Linked DNA regions of Homo sapiens: regions 1, 2 and 3 are each linked to region 4. The links are chromatin loops, found by intact Hi-C in ENCODE. Cell type or tissue: endothelial cell of umbilical vein. All regions are shown on one strand. Each heading gives the region's core, and the rest is flanking DNA. Links, peaks and the distances in the headings are about the cores only.

Region 1 (8,007 bases), core at 1,202-6,201, 100 kb before region 4:
GTGAACCCCAGAATCTCCCCAAAGTCCATCAGTACCTGCTAAAGGCTGTGTGAAGGACTCCCGCACAGAATCTGAACTCTAAGCATGTAAAAGCAACACTATGAATGCTAGGTGTCCACACTGCTAGCTTTCCATGAGTGTTTATCCTTTCTTCACATTGTTATTTTTATACCACATGAAGTAGGGATTGGGACCACCTCAGCTCTTGCCTATTAACTGCTATCTCAAACAGTACCTTTTCAGCAGGGAAGATGGGATGCTATCTGAAACCAAAACATTAGGGAAAGCAAATATATTTTCAAGCGCTAGTGTTTCTTCTCCTCTTCCCCAAATCCCCTGGAATGAAAAGGATGGCTTTTCCCCTTTGCTTTATTTTCTTCCTTCCAAAGGCAGGCTTCTAGGCTAAATCTTAATGATAAATGTGGATATTTTCTCTCTAAATTTGGATGATTCCATGAGGGGGGTCTTCCCGTCACTGTTGTTCAAATATTAAGACTAGTGTGTGTGAGTACTGCAGGAAGGAATTAGATGAAGTAGGGAATGATCAAGGAGCTTAACAAATACTAGCACCACTCTTCACAAAGCCCACCTTTTAAAGCCCGTTGCTTTGCTGTAGGATCAGAGCCCTGTGTAATCCTGCACTGAAGTTTTAGGTTATGGCTCAGCCTTGAAATGATGCAAAGGAAATTTTACATAAAAGGAAAAATTTTAATGGATTGGTTTTATATTTATAAAAAATATTATCCTGTAATAAAAACATGTATATATACTGATGTTGAGTTGATCTAACTCAATAACTGTAGGGAAGCATACTTGTTCATTATCAATTCAGGAAAAAGGCCAAGATATTTAATAACAGCTGTTTTATTTGAAACATGATTTATATCAAGCACAGGGATAACACATACAAATCTGAAATAAAGCAATACGGAAACATTACTGACTCCTGACAGCCCCAGTGAGTGTGGCTAGTCATTTAGGGCACCATGTTAGGGCAATCAGGCCATCTCAGGATCTATTGAAAGTTGAGGGAACCAATAGAACCAAACCAATGAGAGTATGCAGTTCTCTAATAGCCAGCTGATTCTTATTCTATTATATGCCCTAATTTTAAGACAACTGTCATTGGAAATCTTAGGGGAAAATGGGGTTGTGTAGAAGACTGTATGTTAATTATCATCACGCACTTTTATTCCTTCAAGTAATTGTTCTAGTTATACTTTATGGAATATTCAGCTAGAAGAGGTAGTCAACACAGAACATGGAATTACAGAGCTAAGGCTGGGAGCGGTGGCTCATGCTTGTAATCCCAGCACTTTAGGAAGCTGAGGCAGGTGGATCACGAGGTCAGGAGTTCAAGCCCAACCTGGCCAACATGGTGAAGCCCCATACGTACTAAAGATTAAAAAAAAAAAAATTAGCCGGGTGTGGTGGCACACACCTGTAATCTCAGCTGCTCGGGAGACTGAGGGAGGAGAATCGCTTGAGCCTAGGAGGCAGAAGTTGCAGTGAGCCGAGATAGCTCCATTGCACTCCAGCCTGGGCGACAGGTGAGACTCCGTCTCAAAAAAAAAAAAAAAAAAGAATTACAGAACTGAAGGGATCTGAGAAAGTGCTGGTCTAGTCGCAGACTGAGATCTCATAAATCCAAGAAAGAAATATGATTCTTTCAGTTCTTTCTCAAGACCTAGAGAAAAACGAACATCAAACTCCTCTAATAAACTAGTTTCTTGATAACCTTTTAGATGTGATGCATTTGGGTCCTTTTTGTTTTTTATTTGCCAATATCTGCCTCTGAACTGTGATAAATGAGAATATTAGAAAATCACTACAACTACAAACGTCAATGTTTTGAAGTCAGACAGATTTCAGTTTAAATAACAATTCTAGCACTTCCTAGCTTTTATCTTTAGCAAGTTTTTAAATACCTGAACCTCAAACTCCTCAACTAGACATAAGAATTGCTGTGAGAATTACAAGCAAGGCACCTGGCACCAACTTGGCCACAGAGCTGGCCCTCAGTAAACAGTAGCTACAGTGATGATTCACATGGCGTTCTTCCTTGCCCCCATGTTTACTTCAACTACCTCCCTTTCAAGGCTTTTCGTGTCCTCTGTTCCAATAATGGAAATGTGGTTTGACCATGCAGAAATCGGATTGAGGCAAATTATCCAACAAGGAGCTATAACAATAATCAGGGAAACTGGAGAGTGAGCGAGAAAAATATTAAACATCTTAGTTCATCAGAATAAGAAAAATAAGAGGATTGCTGGGAACCTCAGATTATGGTATTGAAACTATATCCACACTTAGTCCTTGACTTTCGAGACTGACTCTGCCATCGAACATTTGCATGGTTCTTAGAAACGATAAAAAATATCAATTTTGAATTTTCAGGGGAGGAAAACAATATTGCGTCTTTAAATGGGTTTGCCTTTTTTAGAATTTATCACTATGATTGGAATTCACTTTTTAGTTTTGTATTTCAATGTCATATGTTACAAGAAACACCTTTGTTAAGTGAATAAATTCCCTTTCAAATTTGAGATAATTTGTCTTCCAGACTTTATTAATTATACTAGGTTGATTGTTTATTTCATTTTTTGAGACAGGGTCTTGCTTTATCACCCAGGCTGGAGTGCAGTGGTGCAATCACGACTCACTATACCCTTGACCTCTCTGGCTCAAGCAATCCCCCTACCTCAGCCTCCCAAGTAGCTGGGACTACAGGCTTGTGCCACCATGCCCAGCTAATTATGTGTGTGTGTGCGTGCAAACGCATGCACACACACAAGCATGCACATGCATGCACAAAGATAGAGCCTCGCTATGTTGCCCAGGCTGGTCTTGAACTTCTGGGCTCAAGCAATCCTCCCTCTTTGGCCTTCCAAAGTGCTGGGATTATATATGTGAGCCACCACACCCAGTTAATTGGTTGATAAAACTAGGATAATAATACCTATCCCAAGCCATTATTGTTGTAAGGTTTAAATTAAATATTTAAGTGTATATAAAACCTGGCAGGTACTATCGTGCTTAATAAATGTTCATTTACTTCCATCGTCATATAATGTTACTCAACATAAGTAAGTTTTTTTACTTACTACAAATGTTTTGAAGAAAAAGGTAAAGAAATAATATTTCTTTAAATTGATAGTGCAAATTGTAGGTTTCTTTATCTTGCAAACTTTCTTTTAATTTAGAGCTACCGTTAACCTAAAGAAAATCTCTTAAGAGAGACACGGGGCTAAAATTTAGTGCTTTGCAAGTACAATATGCTTCAGTATTTGGGATTTGCTTTCTCAAGAAGTTCTGAGTACAAGTAACAAAATGTTTGGAAGCCTATTAACGTTCGGTTTGGATTCTGCAAAAAGAAGTAGGTTTCAAAACTACCAAAATATTCTAAATTACATCTATTTGGGGGCAAGAAAAAAAAATCTAGTTAAGTCTAGATTTTATTCTAAGAGGAAACTATTTTTTGCCCTTTAACGTAAGTCTCATAGGGATCAAAATGAAAGTCAATTTAGAGGAAATCTATTTGGAAACAAGCTGAATCCCACGCCCTGGGAGCAGGCAGTGCAGTCTCCACCAGCCCCGCCCCCAGGGACTGAGTGACCACAGTGTTTTAACCCTTCGTGGGCATTGTTCTGGAAACAGGAAAAGGACCCATCTTATTCCAAAAGGCAAGTTTCATATTTTAAATGAATTCAGGATAAGAAAAATAAGAGGGTTGCCTGTTGTTTTTGCATAGAAACTATATTTCTATGCAAACACTTCCAGCAGAACTTTTATTTTGGGTTTTAAATAAGAGGGAAGCATTGTTGGAGAGACACAGTGAAATTACTGTGGAGAATGTATAATGGCTTTGAGGCTGATTGGGAGAAAATGTGTCCAGTTCCTGGATCAGAAAAGATAATGGTCACCAAAAGTAGTTCCCAATATCTCATATAAGCAAAATGTATCTCAATTCAGGTACTGTAGGTCGAGGGGGAACAATGGGTAAATGTGAATGTCATGTCTTTAAAATTCATCTTGACTTCTGGATTTATGCATTTGAAAGAGCATTAGTGGGGTTAAGTACATTATAAGGCTAGGGGATTGGGACTGAATCTTTTCTAATTCTGCAGAAAATACAATTCCCAGAATATTTAAACATAAAAGTTAATGAGTTAACCATGAGAATAATAGCATAGAATTTTCCCTTTAATTTTTTATTACAATTTAACAAATTTTTTATTCGAAGCAAATAATTTTTAATAAATGAGTACATCTGAAAAATAAAGCAGTCAAGCATTGCTTTTTAGCGTGAATACATACCTATTCTAAAAACTGCCCTATGTTTGTTAAAATTGCAAAATAAATATTTTACAACCTGAAGATTATACATAAGAAAAGACTGAATAACATGATGGGGTCATGACTATGCTAAAATGTTGGCTGAAAATAGTAAGAAAGAAAATTCTACATATGGTTAAGGTCTCAACAATCTCTTTTTAAAAGATGTTGGAAGAAGCCTGGAAGAAAATCCACTAAAGTGTTCTTAATGGTTGCCTTCAAATGGTGGTGTCATGGTTGAATTTTTTCAGCTTTATGTTTCTATTTCCATATTTCATATAATCTGCATGCTTTATTTTTACAATCCTTAGGGGGAGTAAAACAAACTTTCCATGAAATTATAACATAGAAGTATTCATATTTCTATTTCATTAGAGATGATATTCACACACCAAAAATTTGCCAGCTTTCTCTCCTTTTCTTTTTACTTGCTAATTTACTCTAATCTTACCAGGATTTTTTTTTTTTTTACTTCTTCTTAATCTCAATGAGAATTTTACTTTGAAAGAAGGAGCTCTAACTTTTTTTTTCCTACTCTAAAACAGTGTTTGTACTTTTTTCTGGACTCCAAGTTGGATGCCTTCACCAAAGTGGTTTCAAAGACTGGAACAAAAAAGCCTCCATCGAGGCCCTGGCTAGCACAGTCCCTGTTACTTTAAGAGTAGCATTCCACCTCCCCCTCACACCCACATACTTGTCCTCTCTTTGCACAGCAAGTGCCAAGCAGTGACATCTACTATAGTTTCTAGGACACGATGGTCTCTGCTCTACAGGGAAAAAGAGCGAGCGGGACAGAAAGAAGGCGGGTGGTGAGGGAGAAGGAGCACAAGCCCAGCTATGTTCCCAGAGGAGGAGTCACTTCCTCGCAATAATCCTGAGATGCTGTTTATGGCTGTTCTGCTGATATGAAGCCTGGAGCCGCAGGATGCAGCCTCCCCCTGGCTGTCCATTAATCACGAGGGGCTGTTACAGAGTGTACAGAGTGGGAGTTCTGCCTACAAGTGGCCTCTAACTGTCTCCAGCTCAATGAAATGAACCTGTGTGAAAACTTGTTTTATGAGAGATTGGTTTATTTGTAACTAAACTACTTCCTCTGTTATTTGATAAGATCAAATATTTGCTACTGATAATCTGAGAGTGTCACATTTATTATCCTGTTTCAGCCGTTGCCTAACTCCTTTGGAACTGACTCCGTTAACTCTTTGAGGGACAGCAGTAGGTTTTAGAGGACCGGTTTCTATTTTCTTTCAGCAAAGCCAATGCTATCTTTCAGACACTGAGTCAGCATTATTTTAGAACAGCTATGACATGTGAATCAAAAAGAAGCCTTTCTCTTCCAAAACAGAAAGCAGACAACCATAGTAACAGGAGGCTCTGATAAATTCCCTGGAGGTTCTGAAGCCACCATGAAAAGGAAGGAAAGGTATTCTGACTTACTAATATAAAAATGGTTTTGCACGTGCTAGGATTTCTGAAATCACACATTTTCAATATGTTCAGGATGACTTTCTATAGTTTGTTAGACCCTCAAATATCTATGTGGGGCATGATCTCTAAATCCGGCAGCATTCTGCATCTTGACACTTGGCCTTTTGGAGTCTGAGCTCATTTGCATTTGGCAGGACTTGATTTCCTGCTTTGACAGAACGGCGGTAAGGTGGTGGTGAAAGCCTTTACAGTGCTCCCTCGAAGGGCTCAAAGGACTTTCTGGATATATAAAATTATGTTTCCAAGAATTAAATGGACCAGAATGAGGCAGATTTTGTTTGAAACCAGGCTCTGTTACATGCAACACATCTGAAAAACTTACTTACACTGAAGCATCTCTCTTGACAGACTCATACTGGGACTGTTTTTCAGTTCTCTCACTCTCCAATCAGCTACACAGAGCTCTCAGTGAATGTAGAAGAGGCTAAGGAAATAACCACTTACGTGTGGCAAAATGTTCCAGCCTTGCAGAGATTTTCCCAAAATCATTAGACCCACCAAAATGCTTTCCACTGGCCAGGTCCACACCTTCCTCGTCAGATTTTCCATACTCCTCCAGCCTCCAAGTACTGTCCATTTGTATTTCCTAAGAGAGCCAGTCATTTATAGCTGAAAATGTAACCAAGTTTACTCTCATAAACCAGAGATCTCCTTGACTGTTAACCAGAAAAGAAAAATACTGCTTCTCCTAACTCATTTCAAGACGATCAGAATATGAAGATCCATACATACCTACTTTCCCCAAAAAAGGAGGTGAATTTGGGGCAGCTACATTTTAAGGGCATATAGAGATGAAAATATAGAGAGGAGGAGAGCCAGGCAAATCAGCTGCTCCATCATGGTGAGCCGGGAAGAGGTTAAGGGTTAATTGCATGTATCCCACCTCTGGTCTCTTTTAGACCCTGTTCTCAGCAGGTGGCTTTCCTGCCTCACTGCCCCAACTGCTTATCAGTGGAACAAAGACTGGCCCTGAGTAATGGCCTGAATTGTCATCTGCAGTAGATTTAGATTCAGAAATAGTCAACTAATCATTTGAATAGATTTTGCTTTTTAGTTCTCTCATTCTTCATTTTTGTTTTTCATTTTTTAAAATTATAGAAAAAAATACATAAAATGGGATCTATACCCTTAACAAATTTTTAAGTGTGCAGTACATTATTGTTAACTCTAAGCACAATGTTGTACAGTAAAGCTCTAGAACATTTTTATCCTGCATGACTGAAACTTTATACCCATTGAACAGCAACTCCTTATTTACTCTTCCCCCATTTTCTGGCAACCGTCATGATACCTTTTTCTTTAATGACTTTGACTACTTTAGATACTTCATGTAAGTGGAATCATGCAGTATTTGTCCTGTGACTGGCTAATTTCACATCAAGTAATGTCCTCAAGTTTCATCCATGTTGTAGCATATGACAAGATTTCCCTGTTTTTATGACTGAATAGTATTTCATTTTATGTATATAGCCTGTTTTCTTTATCCATTCATTCACTGATGGACATTTAGATTATTTCCAATTCTTGGATATTGTGAGTAGTTGCAATGAACATAGGATTGCAAGTATCATATATTTGATAAGGAGTTATATTTAAATTATATAAGGAACTCCTACAACTAGTAGCAGTCAAACACATAGCTAAATTAAAAAGTGGGCAAGGCCAGGTGTGGTGGCTCATGCCTGTAATCCCAGCATTTTGGGAGGCCGAGGCAGGTGGATCACCAGAGGATAGGAGTTCGAGACCAGCCTGGCCAACATGGTGAAACCCCCATCTCTACTAAAAATACAAAAATTAGCTGGGCATGGTGACAGGCACCTGTAATCCCATCTACTAAGGAGGCTGAGGCAGGAGAATCACTTGAACCCAGGGGGCGGTGGTTGCAGTGAGCCAAGATCGCACCACTGTAGTCCAGCCTAGGTGACAGAGTGAGACTCCATCTCAGAAAAACAAAAAAGTGGGCAAAGGACTTGAATAGACATGCCTTTAAAGAAGACATACAAATGGCCAACAAGTATATGTAAAGATGCTCATTGTCAGTCATTATCAGGGAAATGCAAATCAGAAACCACAAGGAGCTATCACCCCACACCTATTAAGATTGCCATTAATGGTCGGGCGCCATGGCTCACGCCTGTATTCCCAGCATTTTGGGAGGCCGAGGCGGGTGGATCGTTTGAGCTC
Region 2 (8,007 bases), core at 1,578-6,577, 190 kb before region 4:
GTCATGTGTAAACCAGAAAGGGGGTCCTCTCCAGGAAATGAATTGGCTGGCACCTTGATCGTGGACTTCTCAGCCTCCAGACTGTGAGGAATAATTTCTGTTGTTTAAGCCCTGCAGTCTATTTTATTTGTTTTGGCAGCTGATGAAGCTAATGCTCAAGATAAAATCCTGGTTACTTACCTTGCTATTATGCCTCATGTCTAAACCATAAGCAGGCTCTTCAGTCCTACTTAAGCAGCATACCCAGAATCCACTGAACTCATTTTATCTTTACTGTCATTGTCCTCATCACAGACCCATCATCCTCCATTCCTCCAGTGGCAGCCACACTGATTTCTTTGCCCTCTCTAGTGACCCTTCCTTCTGCCTATTTCCACATAGAAAACAGGACAATCTTCTAAAATTGCAAATTAGATCATATCATAGGTTAGAACACTTTAATTGTTCTCAGTGGACTTTGGGAAAAAAACCAAAAAAAAAAAAAAAAAAAAAACACCCAAACATTGGAACTCTTTTTCAGAGTGTATGACATGGCCTATGACATTCTAGAAGATCTGACCTCCCCACTAGTCTCTAGTCTCATCTGGGATGCTTTCCCATCACCTGTTTTGTTCCAGCCACATTGGTCATTGTTCTTTCCTTCAAATACACTATTATCTTATTTACTTATTTTCTAGTTTTGTTGTTGTTGCTTTTTTTCTTTTTCTGAAACAGGATCTTGCTCTGTCACCCAGGCTGGAGTGCAGTGGTGCAATTGTAGCTCAGTGCTTGAACTTGAACTTTGAGCTCAAGCAATCCTCCCACCTCAGCCTCCTGAGTAGCTGGGGCTACTGGCACTCTCCGCTATGCCTGGTTTATCTTTTTTAGTTTGAGTATAGACGAGGTCTTGCTGCATAGCCCAGGCAGGTGTCTTCTAGTTTTTGTTTGTTTGTTTGTTTGTCTTTTGAGATGGAATCTTGCTCTGTCATCCAGGCTGGAGTGCAGTGGTGTGATCTCAGCTCACTGCAACCTCCACCTCCCGGGTTCAGGCGATTCTTCTGCCTCAGTCTCTTGAGTAGCTGGGATTACAGGCGCACGCCACCATGCCCAGCTAATTTTTGTATTTTTAGTGGAGATGGGGTTTTACCATATTGTCTAGGCTAGTCTCAAACTCCTGAACTCATGATCCGCCCACCTCGGCCTCCCAAAGTGCTGGGATTACAAGTGTGAGCCACCGTAGTTTTTTACTACACCCCCTCTAGTTTTTTACTACACCCCCCTCACTAGACCATTAGCTTCTTGAGGCAATGGATCTGCTTTTCTTTTCACTATCCTTTCTCCAGCACTTAGACCAGGACATACACTGTAACAGGCCCTTAGCAGATATTTGTTGAATGAATTAATTACTACAAAATGAGAGCTTGTGGAAGTAGGCTGAATTGAATGAGAGAAGTAATGACAGTAGGAGAAATAATAGCACACCCTTGGAAAAGAAATTGGTGAGGAAAGAAATCACACAACGAAAAGTAAAACTTTAAGAGATTCTGGATGTTAGGTTTTAATAAGTTTGGATCATGCACCCCTTTACAAATGTTATGACATTGTATGACCCACATTTTCAAGGTGTTCCTTGGATACTCTGAATCTCAATCAAGATCCTCTCAGCAAGGGTCATGGATGCCAGTATAATAATTTCTAGAAGGTGATCACTGACAGCTTTACCTTCTGGGGGAACACTTCATTCTGAAGATTAGCCCCCATTTTACATTGCCACTTTTTTGACATGTCAACCATTATCTCAAATTCCCCCCTTTAGATAGACAAAAACGAGAGTACCCACCTGGTGCTGAATTAACCTTGAGAAATTTTAGGTTAGGTAAGGCTGTGTAGGATAAAATATAAAACAAAAAAATTACCTTAAGAATCTGTTTCCCACAGTGGAGTTCCTCCAGATACAGCCAACTTTGCTAGGTTTCACTTAATTATAATTAAAATATCATTATTAAAATTTCTCAGGAATTACACTGTGCTCATCGCTTCCAGAAAGAAGTAAATTATTGTCAAACTGTGTGGATACAGATCCTTGGGTCGAATATAGTTTTTCCACTGGATTAGTCTAAAAGGTAAAAGAAAATGCATGTCTTTAGAGCATTTCCTCTTGTGCACATTCAAATATACAGTGTGTTGAAGGCCTGGGAGGCCATCCAACCTCCTACCTGTTGGATTACACTAGGATAGTGTCACATTTTACTAACACTCCCTAGAAAACCTTATTTTAGAAACATTTTCCGCCTCATTTTATCTGAGTTTGCTCAAGGAACTGAAATCGTCGTGTGCTGAGCTCAATGCCATGTGCAAGGTCTCCGACTAGCACACAGAAAACTCTAAGGAACTGTAATTCAGTGATTCTTGCCATCTGCAAGCCTGTGGAATTCAGGTGCCCACAGGAAGGAATGGAGAGGTTTTTCCAGCCTGACCATATCAGCCGTCTCACCACAAGAACCTTCTGTTTTGGCTGTCGTCCCTCTATCAGACTCAGGCTGTTCTTTATGGCCAACTGTGAGTTTAACGTGTCTGGTTTACATTCTGTTGGTAAAGTGTTTCTCTCAGTTCCAAGCTCCTTTCCTTCCATCCGATGGCTTGACTGCTTTGTATTCATGTTTGTTTTTTAAGAGGAGGTAGGATGGGTGGACGTTAGGGACCATAAAACAACTCTAGAAGTTTGCATTCACAAAATAGTGAAATTAATACTAATAAGGAGAAAGACAGGCACTGATAGTGCAGCAGAGAAAATCCAACAAGTAGGATCAGAGGTGTAAGGATGTGGTAGGTGATTAAATAACTCTGTCAGTGTGGAGTGGGCAGTAACTAACCATTTTATTTTTAATTTTTTTGGTGAATTAAGCAGAAGTTTTAATGACTATCCCTTTCTCATATTTGTGAGGTGTGGGCTGCTGTAAGCTATAGAACCATGGCAAAGGGCTTAATGGGGAGGAAAACAGTTTTAAAATTTCTCTTAGAACCCAGCCCACTGGAATTATGAAAGCAGCCTCAGTAAGTAAGATAGACTTGCATGCGTCCAGTTACAGAGGTGTAGGGAAAGGAATGACTCTAGTTACTGGAAACTAGTATTTGCATTGGACAACATTATTATTTGAATTGGATGGTGGAGGCAAAAGTACATCTTAACTTTATCAAACATGTTTCAGATGCAATTCTTAATTCCTCCACTTAAGGCCATTATGCTTGTGGATACAGGATGATAGTTAATACTTTTAAAACACATTTTAAAAAATTACCTTTAAGCTCCTCAAGTATTCTAAGGATATTCTTAAGCTCCTTAAGAATTCCAACAATAATTTGTTTGCAGGCCAAAGACTGACACCTGCTATATCCTATTGTTGATTATTTTACAAAAGTAATTTAGTTATAGAGGCTTCTATAAAAGCATGCCTCACTAATTTTGTGTGCCTAAAAGAATCAGAGAAACATGCTTAAGAAAATATTTTCCCTCCCCAGGGAGTAAAACAGGCTGGGCTGTGCCCATCTAACAAGGTAGCTTGCATTTTAAGGTTACATTCACTGGGATGAAAAAATATTTTAGTTCAGGTAATTTCTGAAGATTACTCAGTTAAAGGTAAATGAAATATCTTCCTCAGAATAAGAGGAGCTCAGCATTTAAGGGACCTGCTTTTCTAAGTTCTCCTTCCCTTCCATTTTTATCAGCTGGATTGAGAGTGGGTGGTTCTCACTGATCACCACCAAGGATAGCTCAGAGCGCTGAGCCTTTGCAGCTTAGTAACTTGCAGGAAGCGCTTCCCTGTTCACTCACAGGCACATCACGCTTCAATCTCCCCAGGGAGGGTGCACTCGAGGTTTGAGCGTGGGGGTGGAAATGGAGGCGTTTCCGTTCTATTTTGGTTTCTCCTACTGACTGGCTGCTCAGCTGTTCATGAGTCATCCTAACCTCAAAATCTGTCATTAAAACAGAAATAATGATACCTATTTTCTGTGCCTTACATGAATTGCATGAAGACATTATTCATATTTCTGAAATACATGTGAGAATTAGTCAAGGTTAGCTGTAAGAAAAAGTACAATGGAATTGTTTTTAATCCATGATAGCTATGCTTTTATCATTTAGATTTTGAGAATTCTCTGTACTGAAAAATGAAGAATGAGAAGAGATCCTAATAAGGATTAAATTTGACAAAACACTTATTTGATGAACTGGATTAAGATACATACAGTTTTTTTAAATATATGGCATAAGAATGTATTTATTCACATGTTCACTTAATAACATTTTATTGAACATCCCGGCATTGACTTAGACACTAGAATTACCACTATGACACAGAACCTCTCCTAAAGGAGACCACTAGAAACAAGACTACATGATTCTAGGTGACTGCATATGCAAATCTGGTGATATTTGAGAGATGTGCATTTTAATATCATCTATACCAGTGATTCTTAAAACAGAGATTAGGAACTTCGGAGAGAAAGAATTCAGCTTCATAGGAAGAAAAAAATCTACATTTATCGTGAATATGTTTTTCTACAGCTTATTTTATATTACTTAGTTGTTCTTTTTCTAAGCTTGTAAGTTTAATGTTTATATTTTACTCATTCATATTTAGAAATAAAAACATTAAAGACGTGAGTTTGTCTCTGGATACCATTTTGTCCATATTCTATATATTGCTTTTCCTATTTAGTGCTGTCAGTATTATGTAATAAATGCTCTATAATTGAAACTTTTATTAGGTGATCCTATTAACATTTCTAAATGATAACATGACTATGGTTTAGTTTTTGCTGTCAGCATCCAGCAAGCTTACATTAAGCAGATTTGTTTGCAATAGCAGTTTCTTTTGTCTTTCTCGTAAAGTGCAAGTTCCTCATGTGAATTGTTATATACTTGATCTCTGGCTAGGAAGAGTGTTTTACAGCAGCCCCATTTAATTCTTCCTGGTCCATCCATGCACAGGCTTCTACCACATTAAGCATCTTTACTACACACTCCTGTAACCAGACTTCTGCCAAACTGAGCAGTCTTTATAGCAGGCCCCTACAAACAATAAAAGCAAGTTTCTTTATTTGGGTTTGGAGAACAAAAATAGAAATGGAAGAAACTACCTGTTCCTTATTCTCTCATTCTAGGTCCAAGAGAAGATACCCTCACAAATTGGCATTCTCTCCTTGGGATAGATGGGAGAACTCTGTGTGTGATATTATTGAGCTGTCTTGGACTTGAGCTCAGTTATGTGGTTTCCTCTATTTCCTGTCCTGGGAAGAGATGAAAGAGTAGCCCTGAGCCTCTGTGCAGCAGCATCCAGACACCATGGCTAGAATCCCAAATTCTTAGCCTCAGTCTATGAGCTGGGCTTAGATCTTTGATTATGTTGCCCTTCCCTCCCAAACAGGGCTGCCTCCTCAGTGGTTCCTCTCTCCCAATCTTGTCACATGACATATGTGGTTCCTTTCTTAGTGCTTTATTTCTTCTACCAAACATCCGCTCAGAGAGAAGTAGGATTCTAATTATTATTGTCACAATGGTTTTAGCTCATTTAGTAGAAATAAAATTTATAAAATATTTATAAATAAATTTATTCTTTTAGCTAGCTCATGCTGACCAATATATAAGGTATTTTTTGATTCATGATAAATTTTGAGCCAAAACACACTTGCCATCTGAACCCTAAACACGTAAGTAGGATGTTTCCCTTTCTTTTGCTAAGGGACAAATTTCACGATAATATTTTGTGCAAAGTGCACATACACAGGTGAGCATTTTCCTTCCATTCTCACCTCTCAAAGTAAGATAATGAAAAAACCTTAGAAATTTGTACAAGAACTTAATGAAATTAGATTTTTTAAAAATTAGATAATTCTCAATTCTCTGCTTCTAATTCGCCAGATTTTGCATGCTCCTTTGGGCATTCTCTTTTTCTCCTCAGAGTTTCTTGGTTCCCATCACACAAAATGATCCTTGCTAAAGGTATCAGGATCAAACCCTAACCTCTCGTTCTTCAACTGTCCATTTAAATTCCATCAATAGGCTCATGCAAATTACAGATGTTGTGAACAATTCTTTTATTGGGAGAAATTGAAAGAACACTATTTTAACAGTTTAATCAGCATCAAATTAACCTTGCTTAGTCCTGTTCTCAACTAGCAGCTAGTCTTCTGACCAGTCCCATGACCAAGGGCCCACATGTGTCACCAATCGCTAAATATCTGACATAGCCATCTTTGAGTATTTACCTGGAAAACCTACTCATCCTTTTCATTCTATACCTTTATCTTCATTCTCTCATCCATTCTCTGATGCTTTGGCATTCTACCCACTACCTCTTCATTAGTTAAGTGGTTGCTTCTTTCTATCTAGCCAGACTTCCTGATGCCAATTCATGTCCTGACCAAATTTTTGCCTCTCACCTCCTGCTTCCCTTTCCTCCATCATCATGTTCACACTGACTTTCTCCTGAGACATCATCTGTAACTTCTTTAAGGACCTTCCTTATGTTGATGACCTATCTAAGGGGCCCTCTATCACCCACATCATGCTATTTTTAGCACTAGGAAAGGTGGAAACTGCTCAGAATATTTATCACGTGTCTTTAACAGGATCCTAATTTTCATGTACTACTTCTGAAGATACATTATAAGAGAATTCCAAACTGCAGAACAAAGGGTAAGTCTACAAAGGTGCTCAGTGTCTTCATTTATAACAGAAAAATAATTAGAATATGCTAGCCACAAAAGAGTATTTAATAATAATAAACCACCCGATATACCTTAATGCAACTATTAAAATTATGTTTCTAAAGAGAAAGCACTGTAATTATATGGAAATATCACTACAGCATTATGGTAACTTTTTAAAAAATATAAGATTTACTTTATAGAGCATAACTAAGTCCTGTTTGCTTGTCTGTTTAACTTAGTCATAGAAGCCAAGACTGGAAAGAATAGAAGCAAGATAAATGTGAGCAACTGACTATCACATTGAAAGCCTACTTTCAATTTTTCTTCATTTTCTAAATTTCTCTAATGATTACTGTGGTAGACAACCTCTAACATGGTCCCTTGTTGTACTCACCTTGTGCAATTCACACCTGGATATTATCTCCTCTTGTTGAGGGTGAGCTGTACTTGTTTCTAATCAATAGATTGTGGTCAAGATGATGGGATGTCACTTTCATAAATAGATTACAAAAGATTGTGACTTATGTCTTGCTAGCAGACTTTCTTTATCACCTTCTTGGTTTTCATGCTTTGATAAACAAGTTGCCATCTGGGAGAGGCCCACCTGGCAAGGAATTGAGGACAGCCTCTGGTCAACAGCCAGAAAGGAACAGAGGGCCTCAGCCCAACAACCTGCAAAGAAAATGAATGCTGCCAAAACCACCTATTGAGCTTGGAAATGGCATCAATCAAGCCTTCCTCAGCCAAGCCTTCTGATGAGACTGCAGACTTTGATTGAAGCCTTGTTAGAGAACATAAAGCAGAAGATCCAGTTAAGCTGTACTCAGATTCCTGACCCTTGGAAACTGTGAGACAATAAAAGTGTGCTGTTTTCAACTGCTAAATATTGGAGTTATTTGTTACAGAGCAATAACCAACTAGCATATGAAAGTATTATTTTTATAACACAGTAGTAAACTTCTTTTAAAAAGGATATTCAAATAAAATGAATTTGAAATAGTAAAGGACTTTCTGAACATTGTATTAGTCCATTTTCACACTGCTATGAAGAAATACCCATGACTGGGCAATTTATAAAGGAAAAAGGTTTAATTGACCCACAGTTCCACATGGCTGGGGAGGCTTCAAGAAACTTACAATCATAGCAGAAGACAAAGGGAAAGTAAGGCACTTTCTTTGGGAGGCCGAGGTAGGTGGATCATGAAGTCAGGAGTTCAAGACCAGCCTGGCCAACATAATGAAACCCCGTCTCTACTAAAAATACAAAAAAAGTAGCCCAGTGGTGGCAGGCACCTGCAATCCCAGCTACTTGGG
Region 3 (8,007 bases), core at 1,442-6,441, 150 kb before region 4:
AGTAAAAAAGTAATTTTGTGAGACAGTCACAATTATAATCCTGATTTCTAAAATTTATTAATTTGAGATCTTCATTAGAAGAATTGAGACATTTTTTCTTCTGAAAACAAGACACATACACAAATATATATATATATATGAAAAACTTCCAATATTTAAGAAGTATTTCCTCTGAACATTCTTAGTTACAAATGCTATTTTAAATTTTTTCTGAAGTGAGTTTATTTAGACGAGATTGAGCGCATTCAGGGTGGTATGGCTGTAGACTGAAATAAGTTTATTTAGAAATCTAGATCATTTTATACTCCAGGCTTCATGTATATGATATTTCTTATATTTCTTATGAAAAATAAAATCTTTTTTTACAAAAATCAAACTCAAAGTCTCTGAAAATTAAACATATGAAAAGATAGAAAGATAATTTCAATATTGTTTTTGGGATGAGTTTAAGATGCATAAAATGAGCCAAGGATATTATAATTGGGATATCACACAGTCTGGAGATCTAATAAAACTGCAGACCCCCAGCCTCCATTTCCTTTTAGGACAATGTTATCTGATCTCCTACGACTAGCTATTAGTCTGGCTTGTCAGCTCTCTCCATTGGACTGAGAAAAAACCATCCTTTACCTCACTTCTCATTTTTAAATATGTGGGGTTGGGGGTGGATTAGGAAAAGCACAGAATATGCCAAATGAAATGGTGTGTTTTAGCAAAAGAGTTTTATAATTTTATCTTTCCTCTTCAACTAGGGAATAACCCTAATTATAACGGAGGTTCTGACAGTAATCAAGACAGATCAGATAGTATCTAGGGAAACTAGGTAGTTAGATACTAAAGTCAGCAGATTTACTTAAAAGACCAGAGACTTTGGAATATACCAAGAAGTTAACAGCTATATGCTTATGAACTAAAGTCCTCTAATGTTGAGATGACCTCTTACGTGGTAATTGATAAATGAAAATGCATACTTTAAGGAAAAATCAATTATACAATAACTTGTTTTCCTGCTATTAATTCTAAGAGTTCCAGTTTCCAGGTTTGAGGCAAACCTGTGTCATGCTAAAGACATAGTTTAGCTCTTAATCATCTTATGTTTGCTTTCATTGACTTTCCCAAAGGCACCAGGCTGAGCATAGGCATCATTTATGGGATAACAGACAAAGAGATTTTGGCGACCATGAAATCGATCTCTTTTCTTTGTTTTTCAGGTAAGAAAAATAAGTGAGCTATTGAGGTCACACGGTTATTTAAGACCTGGTTCATACCAAAGCCAGAGGTGAAGTCCCAAACGCCCAGTGTGATCTTTTGATTAACATGCATACAGTAAAGTAATTGCTACAAAAGTATCATAAAGGCAAGCAGGGCATTATTTATATAGGAGGAATTGACATCTACTCTATTTCAACAATATTAATTGCTATTAACTCAATATTTTTTCAGTTTTAGGTGTAAGAATTCAGTCACTGTTTCTGTTATTAAATCATGGACTGTAACCTCTTACTTGATTACTTGAATAAATTGAAGACTTGGGAGGTGGAATCACTTGCTCAAGGGCATGCAGTTAGTTGCCAAGCAAACACCAGGTAACTGAGTCCTAGTCTGTGACTTTTTCCCACACCATCATGCTTTGTTCAGAGCCTTCCTCTTAGACCTGAGAAGTGATGAAATTTGGAGTCATGCAGGAGAGGAAGGTTGGAGGTGGGTGCTGTCAGGCAGGGAAACTAAACATCTTTCCTTACTCTACTAGCTCCCAGGACCTCAGAAGTTTGAGAGAGGACACAGTTATGGAAGCCCTTCCAGAGCTAAGGGCTTACAACTACTTACAAGGCATTATTTAGGACACTGCCTGGTGCTAGGATGTTTTGCCAAAAGGCCATGTTGTCACACTGCATGAAGCCCAAAGACTGTGTCCCTTGTGCTTGCTGAATTTTAGGATATGAGACAGCCTGCATAAGGGAAATAAAACAAGATGAGTTTTCATCAAAGATAAAAATGTAAGGATTTGTTTATTCAAATATCTTCTGAGCAGGAATCTATAAACTCATTTCTCTTGTTTTAAAGCAAAAACTACACTGGAATGTCTTTTAACACAGTGCCAGAATTTGACATGAAATGGAAGAATGAATACAATAACTGCAGTAGAGTATGAGACAAGTCACACAAGCATGCCACCATGACTCCTCAACAATGCTGCTTTTGCAGAGGAGGGAGGGTTAAGGATGTGGTTGCTGTACACATTGGTGAACACAAATGAATTGACTCACAAGAAGTCCATGTTTCTGGATCAAAAGATTTCAGCCCTCCAAGAGCTGAAATAATAATAATACATCACAGGCCACATCCATCTATTATAGTTTTAAGGATAGTTTGTGGACATGAAGTATTATGAACCATAAGGGTTTGCAGTATTCTGTCTCAAGTTAATGCTATAGTACATCTTAACACCATTGACATTGGCATGCACTGTTCCTGCCTGAGGCATTAGTTGTCTAATTTGATCAAATTCAGACCCTATAATTTGAACTCAAGCCAAACCACAATCAAATCATAAAATTTCCAAAGCTGCCACCATCTTGGAAATGTCAAATGTTGGGTGAGGGGAGCAGGAAATGACTATACAGGGAATAAACAGAGCCTATGGTAATGAATTTTACATCTGGTCCTTATACGATGCCATCATTCCATTAGCTGTAATTTAAATATCTTGATTAACATTTCATTACCATAGGTGACTGCTGTAGAATAAATTGGATCTCCATGCACCATGCATATCAAAATATTCTAAACTCCTTTGAGTTTTAAGGTGCTAAATATAGTACTCTCTGGCCACTTAGAAAGTCTCTGAAGTCTGTTCGGTATTAAGCATAAAAAATAAACCTGAGAAAAAGGGATGTTTTTGTGTGCTCAGATATTACGGCCCGCTAAAAGCATGGACTGTTTTGGCAGTCACTGTCAGACCTCCCGGTGTCTGAGGAATTGTATGCTCCTTTCTAAATCCTTTCGGAAATTGCCAGTTTGATAGAATAACATTGCAGGAAACCACTCAAATTGAACATATTTGTTGTTTTATGTTCTGCCAGGCAAATGTCAGAACAATGCCAGGAGACCACAGTGGGTCAGAATTGGAGGGAGCAGGAGGGGAGGTGAAGGAAGGGAACCAGGAGCAAAAGAGACAATGAGAATAGAATCAGAAGTTATTTTAATGGGGAATTTTAAAAGCATAAAACAAACTGTTGCTTTTGAGAATCAAAAGCAAAATAGATTGTGTCTTCTAACTTGTCTTATATAGTCAACGGCATGACGTCCAATCTGTGAATTTTTGTTGCAAAATTTGATTATTGTGGTCAACAATTTTCTGGTAAATCCCTGCTCACTGGTCAATGATGCTGCCAAAAATGAAGGCTAAATAGATGACTCAGTTGTAGAACTCGCTCATGGAAGCTTATTCTTATGCTTTTATTCCACTTACACAAATCTACTTTACTACAAAGACATTCTTTTTTTTCACTTTTTGCATTCTTCAGTTACACAGCATGCCATATAAATCATTTTAATTAATTAGGAACAACAATTTGCCATAATCATTTATTCAATCTCATGTTTGAAGTCCTAGTGAAATAATTTTTTCTAGGTCTGACAGTATAATAGAACTTACTGGTAGTAATTCCAAAAAATAATCCTGCAGGAATTTATCTTTCCAGAAAGACCAGCATGGGAAAAGCTGTTGGAATGAGTGTGTTAGCTTTGACTCTTTTTTTTTTTTTTTTTTTTTTTTTTTTTTAAGTGGCTGACTCATAAATTAGGAACTTGATTCTCTCTTCCGGGCTTTGGATGGCTTCCTAATGAGCAGAAGGGCTGCTTTATTTATTTATTTACTAACCTTTGTGGATTCAAACCCTTGATAGCACTTAACACTTTAGTTACTGTGGTTATGTTAAATTAATATTGCAAGCACACAGTGCTGGCTTGATTAGCAGGAAAATCTTTTTGCCTTATCTCCACTCAAGTATTGAACCCAGCACCAAATACATGCTCACTATTTTTTGCTAGATTATCTTGCATTTTAGCACATGGAACAAATTTGATATTGATTAAAATTGAATGTTATTAATCTACTTTATTTTCCACATCAGTTTAAAAAGAAACTGAAAAAACCATGGCTTCCAAATGCACGTGTTTTGAGAGCAGCCAAATAGTGAAAACCATATCGTATTTTCAAATATACAACACCACACTCAGTAACTTTTAATTTTTTAATTTAATTTAATTTTTTAGAGACAGGATCTCACTCTGTTGCCCAGGCTAGAATTCAGTGGCTCGATGATAGCTTATAGCTTTATACCCCTGGGATCAAGTGATCCTCCTTCCTCAACCTCCTGTGTAGCTAGGACTACAGGCACATGCCCTCATGCCTGGCTAATTTTTTTTTTTTTTTTTTTGTAGAGATGGGAGTCTTACCATGATGCCAATGCTGGTCTCAAACTCCTGGCCTCAAGCCATCCTCCAGGAATTTTTTTAAAATCAGAATTTGAATTAATTTATTCTTTGTACAATATGAATGTTTACTCTTAGATACATACTTATCTAGTGTCTCTAAAATTGAGGATTTTCTTTTGATATGCATGGCAGAATATTTTGTGTGCTTTAGGATAACTATGGTGGACTTGATGGTAGATATTGGTTTTACTTAGCGGGTACCAATGGAGACGTAAAGGAAGGAAAGTGACTTGTCCAATGTTACAAAAAATTGTACCAATGGAGCTAAAGGACAACTGGAACTTATATTGCCAAAGCATTGTTAAATGAACACACACTTGTGATCTCATATTTTCTGCACTAATATATCTGCTTTGCCAAAGTAGCAAGAAAATAAGGTAATCATTTGTGGCTTTCACAGGCCTTCAGGCAAATGCAATACAATGAAAATTACACTCAGCGTATATAGTCAGTCCAGTCTTCCTGGTAGTCAACTTAGGTGGTCACATGTGTTGTGTGATTTGAAAGTTACAAAAAAGTTTCCCCTTGCTATGTATATCCTGAACTGCTTTTATTAAGGGTAGAAAGCTTCAACAGAGTGAACTTTTTTTTTTTTTTTTTTTTTTGATACGGAGTCTTGCTGTGTCCCTCAGGCTGGAGTGCAGTGGCATGATCTTAGCTCACTGCAACCTCTGCCTCCCAAGTTCATGCAATTCTCCTGCTTCAGCCTCCCGAGTAACTGGAATTACAGGCATGTACCACCACGCCTGGCTAATTTTTGTATTTTCAGAGACGGGGTTTTGCCACATTGACCACACTGGTCTCAAACTCCTGACCTCAAGCTATCCACCCACCTCTGCCTCCCAAAGTGCTGGGATTACAGGTGTGAGCCATCACAGCTGGCCTTTTGTGCAAATTTTTCTATTGCTCCTCAGGGAACTTCAACTAGGAGTATGCTCTAATTCACCCCTCCTCCAAACTTGCCCTTGATTAATTTTACTTCTCCCCAGCTCTCAGTTTAGATGCTCTTTCCTTAGATCTTCTCTAATGCCCTGTGACTATCAGCAAAGCATGATTTTTACATTTTTAAATGGTTGAAAAGAATCAGAAGGAAAAGATTTTATGATATACGCAAAGTACAGTCATGCATCTCTTAACGATAAGAATATATTCTGAGAAATGCATCATTAGGTGATCTCACCATTGAGCAAACATTGGGGTGTGTACTTACATAAACTTAGATGGGACAGCCTCCTACACACCTAGACTACAAACCTGTACAGTATGTTATTGTACTAAATACTATAGGCAACCATAATATAGTAAGTATTTATGTATCTAAACATAAGAGAGGTCAGTAAAAATACAGCATAAAAGGTAAAAGATAATACACCTATATAGGACACTTACTGGGAATGGAGCTTGCAGAACTGGAAGGTGCTCTGGGTGAGTCAGTGAGTGGTGAGCGAATGTGAAGGCCTAGGACATTACTGTACACTATGATAGACTTTATACACACTGTATACAGAAACTACACTAAATTTATACAAAAGTATTTTTCTTTCTTCAATAATAATTGACCTTAGCTTACTATAACTATTTTATTTTATAAACTTTTTAATCTTAACTTATTGATTCTTTTGTAATAACACTTAGCTTAAAATGCAAACACATTGCACTGCTGAACAAGAATAGTTTTATTCTTTATATCCCTTTTCTATAAGCGTTTTTCTATTTTTAACTTTTTAAGGCTTTTGTTAAAAACTATGACACAAACACATACATTAGCCTAGGCCTGCCCAGGGTCAGGATCATCACTGTGACTGCCTTCCACTTCTACATCTTGCTCCACTAAAGGCCTTCAGAGACGATAATACGCATGGAGCTGTCATCTCCTATGATAACTATGCCTTCCTCTGGAATACCTTCTCCTGAACGACCTGCTTGGGACTGTTTACAGTTAACTTTTAAAATAAGTAGAAGGAATAGACTATAAAATAAATTTTAAAAGTATGGTAAACACTGGGTGATAAGAATTTTTGAACTTCGTTATAATCTTATGAGATCGCTGTTGTATAATACAGTCCCTTCTTGACCCAAACATTGTTATTCGGTGGGAAACTGTATAGGAAATTCAAAGCTCAGTGTCCATAAAGTTTTATTGGAACATGCCAATTGTTTAAACATTGTCTATGAGTGCTTTCAAAATATGAAGGTAGAGTTGAGTAGTTGTCATAGTCTATGTGGCACCAAAGCCTACGATATTTACTATCCAGCCTTTTATGGAAAGAAAGTCTAGTTTGCTGACCCCTCTCCTAGACTTTTTGATCAAGTAAATGGAGACCTTTAAGTGTCCATACCACCTTGTGATGGCTAAATGTGTGTCTTCTCTAATGGAGTTAGAGCTTCATGGTGCAAGCCTATCTTTTGCAGCCTATCTTTTCCAGCACCTACAAGAAAATGCCAGGGTGTAGAGTAAGCCTTCAATAATGAAATATCAAATGTATTAACCCTTTCAAAAGATGTCTTATTTTATAACTGATTTTTAAAATAGTAATATTATAGTGATATATTACTTTCTCTATAGGTTTTTTGTTTGTTTGTTTTTACTTTAAGTTCTGGGATACTTGTGCAGAACATGCAGGTTTGTTACATAGGTATATGTGTGCCACGATGGTTTGTTGGACCTATCAACTTGTCACCTAGGTTTTAAGCCCCTTATGCATAAGCTATTTGTCCTGATGCTCCCCTGCCCCTCATCCCCACCCCGACAGGCCCCAGTGTGTGTCGTTCCCCTTCTTGTGTCCATGTGTTCTCATTGTTCACCTCCCACTTATGACTGAGAACATGTGGTGTTTGGTTTCCTGTTTCTGTGCTAGTTTGCTGAGGATGATGGCTTCCAGTTCCATCCATGTTCCTGCAAAGGACATGATCTCATTCCTTTTTATGGCTGCACAGTATCCCATGGTGTATACGTAACACATTTTTTTTTTTTTTGAGATGGAGTTTCACTCCTGTTTTCCAGGCTGGAGTGCAATGGCATGATCTCGGCTCACTGCAACCTCCGCCTCCCGGGTTCAAGTGATTCTCTTCCCTCAGCCTCCCGAGTAGCTGGGATAACAGACACCTGCCACTGCGCCCAGCTGATTTTTGTATTTTTAGTAGAGATGGGGTTTCATCATGTTGGCCAGGCTGGTCTCGAACTTCTGACCTCAGGTGATCAGCCCACCTCAGCCTCCCAAAGTGCTGGGATTACAGGCGTGAGCCACCACACCCGGCCTTTTACCACATATTCTTTATCCAGTCTATCATTGATGGGCATTTGGGTTGGTTCCATGTCTTTGCTATTGTGAAGAGTGTTGCAATAAACATACGTGTACATATATCTTTATAATAGAATGATTTCTATTCCTTTGGGTAACCAGTAATGGGATTTCTGGGTCAAATGGTATTTCTGGTTCTAGATCCTTGAGAAATTGCCACACTGTCTTCCACAATGATTACACTAATTTACATTCCCACTAAGAA
Region 4 (8,007 bases), core at 2,055-7,054:
TTCCAGAGAAAATGTTTTATCCCCAAGGAAGTATTCTAGGGTAACTATTTTGAGGCAAATTGGGGAGATATTTGGGAGTCATCATACTCTTTCAAGGCTCTAGGAATTAGGAAAGAAGCTGTCTGGTTCAGTTAGTGGGAGTCAGGTGTGTGATCTTACATAAAAATTAACTCTAAGATTATACATTGGCAGGGCGTGGTGGCTCATGTCTCTAATCCCAGTACTTTGGGAGGTGGAGGCAGAAGAATTACTTGAGCCCAGGAGTTTGAGACCAGCCTGAACAACATAGTGAGATCTTATCTCTACAAAAAATAATAAAGTAGCTGGAATAGTGGCACATGCATGTACTCCCAGCTACTGGGGAGGCTGAGGTGGGAGACTCACTTGTGCCTAGGAGTTGGAGGCTGCTGTGAGCCATGACTGCACCACTGTACTCCAGCCTGGACAACAGAGTGAGATTCTGTCTCAAAGAAAAGAAAAGAAAGATTATATATTGACATCCTTACTAATAAATTGATGACAACCCTGAGGAATAGTATGCAGTCTATATAGCAGGCCCAGAATAAAGACAAGGACCACATCCTCAGACCTTTTTGCTAACGCTTCCCCCAGAAATAAATAGAAATATTTTACAGGAAAAAAAATTATGGTAACTGCCATTTGTAATATTAATGTCTATCTCATCCCTTATTTATTGAGCACTATGTGCTAGGTAATGTGGTAGGCATTTATTTTTTACATAAACCTCTACAGGAGGTACTATTTTCCAAATTACTTTGAACCCTGGAGTTGGCAAGTTTCAATTTTAAAATGTGTAAAATTTGTATAATAATACCTCTACCAGGCCAGGCACTGTGGTTCACGCCTGTAATCCCAGCACTTTGGGAGGCTGAGGTAGGCGGATCACGAGGTCAGGAGATCAAGACCATCCTGGCTAACACGGTGAAACCCGTCTCTACTAAAAATACAAAAATTTAGCTGGGTGGCAGGTGCCTGTAGTCCCAGCTATTCGGTAGGCTGAGGAAGGAGAATGGCGTGAACCCGGAAGGCGGAGGTTGCGGTGAGTGGAGGTAGCACCACTGCACTCTAGCCTGGGCAACAGAGCGAGGCTCTGTCTCAAAAAAGAAATAATAATAATATCTCTACTAGAGGATTGCGTGGAAAAGAAAGTGCCAAGCTTCAGAGTCGATGCCTGAGTTGTTTCCACTATTCCATGTTATAGGGTCTTAGCCTTCTTAGAAAATGAAGCACCATTGATTAGAAACTTTGCACCATGGGAAGAGAAATGGAAGGGAAATATGTATATGTGTGTGCATGCATGTGTATATGTTTATGTGATGTGTGTGTGTGTGTGTGTGTGTATGTAGGGGTGAAAGACTACATCACAGTCAGGAGCTCTGGAAGTAATGGAATGTCTGATGATGGCCATGAGATGGGGCAGATTTACCTCTGTTTATCCTGCCTTCCTCTAGACCACCATCGTGAATGTGGAAGAGACATTCACATACCCTCAGGGGGCTCCTTGCTGTGGTGGGATGCAGCCAATGCTCTCAGTACCTCTTTCTACTTTTTATTAGAGAGAAATAAGAAGTTAGGTCATTGAAGGCGGGGCACAGTGGCTCAAGCCTGTAATCCCAGCACTTTGGGAGGCCAAAGTGGGTGGATCACGAGGTCGAGAGATCAAGACCATCCTGGCCAACAGGGTGAAACCCTGTCTCTAATAAAAATACAAAAATTAGCTGGGCATGGTGGCGGGCACCTGTAGTCCTAGCTACTCGGGTGGCTGAGGCAGGAGAATCACTTGAACCAGGGAGGCGGAGGTTGCAGTGAGCTGAGATTGCGCCACTGCACTCCAGCCTGGCAACAGACTGAGACTCCGTCTCAAAAAAAAAAAAAAAAAGAAAAGAAAAAGAAGTTAGGTCATTGTAGACCAGTTGCTACAGACTACCTCAGAGAGATACAGTGCCCTCAGAAAGCACATTCTTTTGGGTTTCTAATACAATAGAATCAATGTATTATTTTTTTTTTGTTTTTAGTTTTTAGATACAAGATTTTGCTACATTGCCCAGGCTGGACTCAAAGTCCTGGGCTCAAGGGATCCTCCAGCCTTCCCCATACCTGGGACTACAGGTGCACACCACCAAGTAGTGGCACACCGTTTGGTGCCCGACCAAGAACCAATATATTATTGAAGAAATAAAGGATTCGTTGACATGCATCACAGACACACATCAAAAATTTGTACACTTAGATCATTTTTTTAAAATCTTTTTGTCGTACTCCTCTGCCTTTAACTATAATTTTTAAAAATACTAAATAAATGATATGCTTGGGAAGAAAAGCAAATACTACCAAACTATGTAAGGCAAATGATGAAAATGGCTCCATCACCTTCCTTGTTCCTGTCTCCTCACCTACCACATCCTCATGCTCATGAGCTGGCCCATAGCTCTCCAGCACACCTCTGTGTGTAAATGAGCTTGCATAGATTTTTTTTAAATGATACTATTCTATACATATTATTTGCTGCTTGCTCTTTTCATTCAAAAATGATCACAATTATCTTTCCTCGCATATAGATCCACCCAATCTTTTTCTCTTTCCTTTTTCCTTTTTCTTAATGTAGTGCAATTTATTTAACTCTCCCTACTGATGTTTGTTTTATTTGTCTACAGCAGTGGTCCCCCACCTTTTTGGCAACAGGGACTGATTTTGTGGAAGACAATTTTTCCATGAATGGGGGCAGGAGCAGGGGATAGTTTCGGGATGATTCAAGCACATTACATTTGTTGTGTATTTTATTACTATTATTATTACATTGTAAGATATAATGAAATAATTCTGCAACTCACCATAATGTAGAGTCAGTGGGAGCCCTGAACTTGTCTTCCTGCAAATAGATGGTCCCATCTGGGGGTGATGAGAGACACCGACAGATCATCAGGCATTAGATTATCATAAGGAGTGCATAATCTAGATCCCTCACATGCGCAGTTCACAATAGGATTCAGTCTCCTATGAGAATCTAATGCCACCACTGATCTGACAGGAGACAGAGTTCAGACGCTAATGCAAGAGATGAGGACCAGCTGTAAATACAGATGAAGCTTCGCTCGCTAGCCCACCACTCACCTCCAGCTGTGCAGCCCAGTTACTAACAGGCCACAGATCACCACCAGTACGTGGCCTGGTTTTGGGGACCCCTGGTCTGCAGTATTTTATAATTTAAAAAAATCTGAGCAGAACCTATTTGAGCTCTGGATTTGTCTTTGGATTAACGTTTCTAACAGGATTTATTGCTAAAAACAAAATTTCATGGACAAAGGATACTTGCAGTTGAGATAAGATTTTCAAAGGTTTTATACAAATCTACATAAATGTTAGAAAAGGATCTCTGAGAAAATTTTTAAGTCCACAAGGATTATTTCTGTGAATGTTTACGAATATAATTTTGATAAATATAAGAAATGTGAATAACAAAGATGTGCATGTAACCATTAGAAACAGAAAAAATGGAATATATATAAACAGAAAAATTAGCCCTTGTTATTACCCTAATTTTTTCATTGTCACAATCTACTTTGCTTTTATAAACCAATAGTTTTTATAAACCTTTAAAATTTGATATATAAATCTAAGACTATCTTTAAATATAGTGGCTATATTCTTGAATCTAGTATCACAAATAAAGAATATTAGATTTGAATTTTAGAGACTTAGAATAGTATAAGCTATATTTAAGAAGACATTTAAGACAGTTAACAGTATTTATAATTTTGTCTGGAGGAAACATTATTCTTAAGGTATTTATTACCAAATTTACTTAAAATGCCCCCAACATAAAATATTCTAGAAAAACCTAGTCAGGTTTCTGCAGAAAGTATTTAGTTTATACTGTAGCTACTATGACGGTTTGCACATTACATTTATTTAGGATCACATGCTTACTGAGATGTAAATTACTTTCACAATTTTTTTGGTCTTATTTATTTTTGCCTCTCCCAGCTTCCATCACTGAATGAAATCGAGGCATCAAACATTGGTTTCATGTATTTTTTTTGTAGCAACAACTGTAGAAATTGTGTATGATGAAAAGGTCTTAACTACTGCTTAAAGAGAAAAAGAAATTGTGTGGTTTATTTTTAAAGGGTGCACTCACACACTCACAAAGTAGTGGGGTTGAAAGGAGAGAAAAAAGAGTAAAAGTTCATTGGAACCCAATGATTTATTGGGAAAGGCTCAGCGAGCTCACATAAAAACCAAAGGGGGGAAGTGGTCGGACATTGGGTCAAATCTCCATTCACATGTTGTGTAATAAAAGGCTGACTGTAGCCTTTCAGCCTTGCTTCTAGTCATAGACAATGGCAATTGCAGAGCAAGACTAATAACAGGATTTAGCATAAATCCACCACAGGAAGTGAACAGTTGTACTGGCAAATAATTAGCCAGGAAACATTTTATAGCAGCATCAGGATGCGTCCGTGAGCTTTCAAACTCTCAATGCATTTGTGATCATGAAAACATAATTAGTTCTCAGCGATTGTAATTTTTGTGTGTGTTTGTTGTAAGATGGTTCCTTTCCCCTCCTTTCTTTTCACAAACAGGCCTTATTTTTCCTATCCTAATTTAGCAGCCCCAGTGAGGGTTTTGAAGTCTCAAGGGAGGGGTTTAGAATGTTCTCTTTTTTCTCCTGCTGATGCTTTTTTATTGCAAGGTGGATGGTGTTTATTTTGCACAGCTAACAAGTGAGTTCAAAGCAATACGTTGCTCTTGAACTTTTGCCAGATTCCCAAAGCTGAAAGCTCCCCTGCGTGGTAGAACCGACCTGTACTATCAAAGCCTGACTAATTTGCAAAGGAATGTCAAAATGACTGGTGCACTGCATTTTCCACCACCCGCTTCATTTGACACTTAAAGGAAAGCTAAGTGGGAGTGTAAAAGGAAGGAAATTCATTCAAGGAAGCGTACCTTATAATGTGTGAATTAATTTCAGAAGAGAATGAGAGCTCATTGCCGAGTACTTGCATTTTCATCTTCTGTGCTCTTTGTTGTAGTTACTGTTTTTGTAAGGGTTGCTAATAAACATTATGCTTCTGTTCTCACATCATCCATATTAGGAGGAAATGCTGTCATTAGACTTGGCTTTGAAATCCTTTGTGTCAAAGTGTCTACATGAAGCTGCTTCATCTGATTTAGTCACACCAGTCAAAGAGCGGCCTCATGAAGACAAACACTTGGTCCAGGGCGATATTTTTTTCGCCTTTCAACACTCTAAAAAATCATTTCCTCAGAACCAAGAGAATTACATATATGAACAAATATAAATTGTTTTTAGAGGAGACAAGACTGATAAATAAAGTCCTACACTTCACATTTAAAAGCATAATTCAGGGATGATATTTGAAAATGGAATTCAGCTCACCTAAAAATTACGCTGAAACAAAGGTCACAGAGAATCAGATCAAATAGGAGACTTTGATTTAATTTAGTCTAATTCTAATCTCTGTGTTCCAATTGCATTTTATAACCTCGAATTTTATTTAAAACTTATATTGAAAATATGACATTGACATATTCACCCAAATAAGTTCATCTGCAAATCATTTCTTTAAGCATTGACCCTAAAATTTCATTACTATTTCTGATTGTTTTCCCGGGGAGTTTGCTGTGATTTATATAAATTGCCATTGTCATCAGCCAGGTGAACAGAAACCTTACCTTCAAAATTGTTTTCCTTGCTTGAGTTTTGACCATGAATTTCTTAATGTTCCCTTCTACCTAAAACTGAACTCCATATCTCAGCATGGTTTTGACCACTAAATGTGTACCTTATCTCTGTTACCAAAATCTGAGGTAATCTGGCAATGCGTCAGTTACTTGGAAGTGAGCTACTAAGGTACAGTCATGTAGTAGTTGTCTAAAAAGTGAGTGAACGTCAAACTGAAGGCCATGCTGCTAAAGGATGAAGGCCAGAGTCACATGGATCCAGGTTTGCATTACAGCTTTAGCACTTACCAGTTCTATGGCCACTGCTAATTAATTACCTTTCAAAGGCTTAGCTTCCTCATGTGTAAAATGAGGCTAATTTTACCACCTAACCTGTGGTTTATTGTCCTCCGTACTGTGAATGTCAAACAATAAACACTTAATAAATGTTATCTATTACAAAATCAAAGCAGTTTGGAAATAATATGCTGCAAGAATCAGGAATTCCTTCAAGTGGGCTTAAAATATAGGAAATATGGCCAAGCGCGGTGGCTCTCGCCTGTAATCCTAGCACTTTGGGAGGGTGAGTCCGGTGGATCACCTGAGGTCAGGAGTTCGAGACCAGCCTGGCCAACATAGTGAAACCCCGTCTCTATGAAAATACAAAATTCGCCACATGTGGTGGCATGCTCCTGTAACCCCAGCTATTTGGGAGGCTGAGGCAGGAGAATCACTTGAACCAGGGAGGCAGAGGTTGCAGTGAGCTGAGATCACGCCATTGCACTCCAGCCTGGGCAACAGGAGCGAAACTCTGTCTAAAAAAAAAATAAAATTATATACATATATATATATACACATATATATGTATATATATATGTGTATATATACACTTATATATATACATATATATATACACATATATATGTATATATATACATACATACATGAAATATATTATGGAACAAAAAATCTGGAGGTAAGGAAAACTTCAAGTTTGGTATCATCAAATTTCCAGCTTTGTCTTGCAATGTTCTTGGTCTTTCCTGAGTTAGTTGTCTTCAGGATAGTGCCTCTCATAGTTGCAAAATAGCTGCCAGCAACAACCAGGACAACCCATGTCTTTGTTGAAATCTACCAGAAGAGAGAGGGGAGGAAAGTGCTCTTCAACCATAAAACTCTGTGCAGTATGACTGAGAAAAACTTAAGCTCCATACCCATCATATGTGTCATGATGGCAGACACCAGAGAAATATTTTGCCCTGATTGTCTTAAGCTTGGTTGTCAGAGCTAGTTTCTAGCATGGGAGAAGAAATTTCTTTTTTCTTTTTTCTTTTTTTTTTGGTTTGTTTGTTTGTTTTGAGACAGAGTCTTGCTCTGTTGCCAGGTTGGAGTGCAGTGGCACCATCTTGGCTCACTGTAACTTCTGCCTCCCAGGTTCAAGCTATTCTCCTGCCTCAACCTCCCAAGTCGCTGGAACTATAGATGCCCGCCACCATGCCCAGCTAATTTTTTTTTTTTTTTTTTTTTTTTGAATTTTAGTAGAGACAGGGTTTCACCATGTTGCCCAGCTTGGTTGTCTAACTGAGCTCAGGCAATCTGCCCGCCTCGGCCCCGCAAAGTGCTAGGATTACAGGCATGAGCCACTGTGCCTAGCCGGGAGAAGAGATTTCTTTTTTTTCTTTTACTTTCTTTTCTTTTCTTTTCTTTCTTTCTTTTTTTCTTCTTTTCTTTCTTTGTTTTCTTTTTTTTCTTTTCTTTTCCTTTCTTCTTTTCTTTTCTTTTTCTTTTTTTTTTGAGACAGAGTTTCACTATTGTTGCCCAGGTTGGAGTGCAGTGGTGCAATCTTGGCTCACGGTGACCTCTGCCTCCTGGGTTCAAGCGATTCTCCTGTCTCAGCCTCCCGAGTAGCCAGGATTACAGGTGCATGCCACCATGCCCTGCTAATTTTTGTATTTTTTAGTAGAGACGGGGTTTCATCATATTGGTCAGGCTGGTCTTGAACTCCCGACCTGAGGTGATCCGCCCTCCTTGGCCCCCCAAAGTGCTGGGATTACAGGCGTGAGCCACTGCGCCCAGCCAGGGAGAAGAGATTTCTATGTTTGATCTATACCATTGAGGATCTCACCGTAGAGCTGAATTGAAAGTCATCTTCCCCTGAGTCATATGGGCTAGATGCAGAAGGATGGATGCATAGACAGAGTTGGGGTATTGTTAGGAAGGTTGAAAAAAGTTGTGGGGGTCTATTAGTCAGGGTCGCAGAAGAAAAGAAATGGCGCATTCAAACTGAATAGTTAGAGTTCT

What was found. A loop is a pair of places that touch in the nucleus more often than their neighbours do. Peaks named below come from ENCODE experiments on the same cell type or tissue, not always from the same donor. Only the 100,000 strongest peaks of a DNase experiment are listed, where the experiment ranks them.
Region 1: it touches region 4 in a loop (8-fold over the local background); 4 of 110 quality-filtered maps call a loop at or near these places.
Region 2: it touches region 4 in a loop (2.3-fold over the local background); 2 of 110 quality-filtered maps call a loop at or near these places.
Region 3: a loop joins it to region 4, with 8 times the contacts of the local background. A loop is called at or near these places in 2 of 110 quality-filtered maps.

The regions. Positions count from the first base shown.
Region 1 is chr13:80,127,830-80,135,836 of GRCh38, forward strand. The region is part of intron 2 of LOC105370275 (a long non-coding RNA gene); the gene reads right to left. Among named protein-coding and RNA genes, the nearest start is that of LINC01080, 120 kb to the left of the region's middle. RefSeq lists an enhancer at 5,217-5,716. In endothelial cell of umbilical vein, for the core only: no CTCF peak of the experiment used is centred there; DNase peaks (open chromatin) are centred at 3,552, 5,252 and 5,852; H3K4me3 peaks cover 296 bases; H3K27ac peaks cover 1,050 bases.
Region 2 is chr13:80,045,139-80,053,145 of GRCh38, forward strand. No RefSeq gene overlaps it. Among named protein-coding and RNA genes, the nearest start is that of LINC01080, 38 kb to the left of the region's middle. RefSeq lists an enhancer at 3,801-4,050. In endothelial cell of umbilical vein, for the core only: no CTCF peak of the experiment used is centred there; a DNase peak (open chromatin) is centred at 3,883; H3K27ac peaks cover 929 bases.
Region 3 is chr13:80,080,732-80,088,738 of GRCh38, forward strand. No RefSeq gene overlaps it. Among named protein-coding and RNA genes, the nearest start is that of LINC01080, 74 kb to the left of the region's middle. In endothelial cell of umbilical vein, for the core only: no CTCF peak of the experiment used is centred there; DNase peaks (open chromatin) are centred at 3,000 and 3,770; H3K27ac peaks cover 1,767 bases.
Region 4 is chr13:80,230,974-80,238,980 of GRCh38, forward strand. No RefSeq gene overlaps it. Among named protein-coding and RNA genes, the nearest start is that of SPRY2, 110 kb to the right of the region's middle. In endothelial cell of umbilical vein, for the core only: no CTCF peak of the experiment used is centred there; DNase peaks (open chromatin) are centred at 4,448 and 5,008; H3K27ac peaks cover 2,072 bases.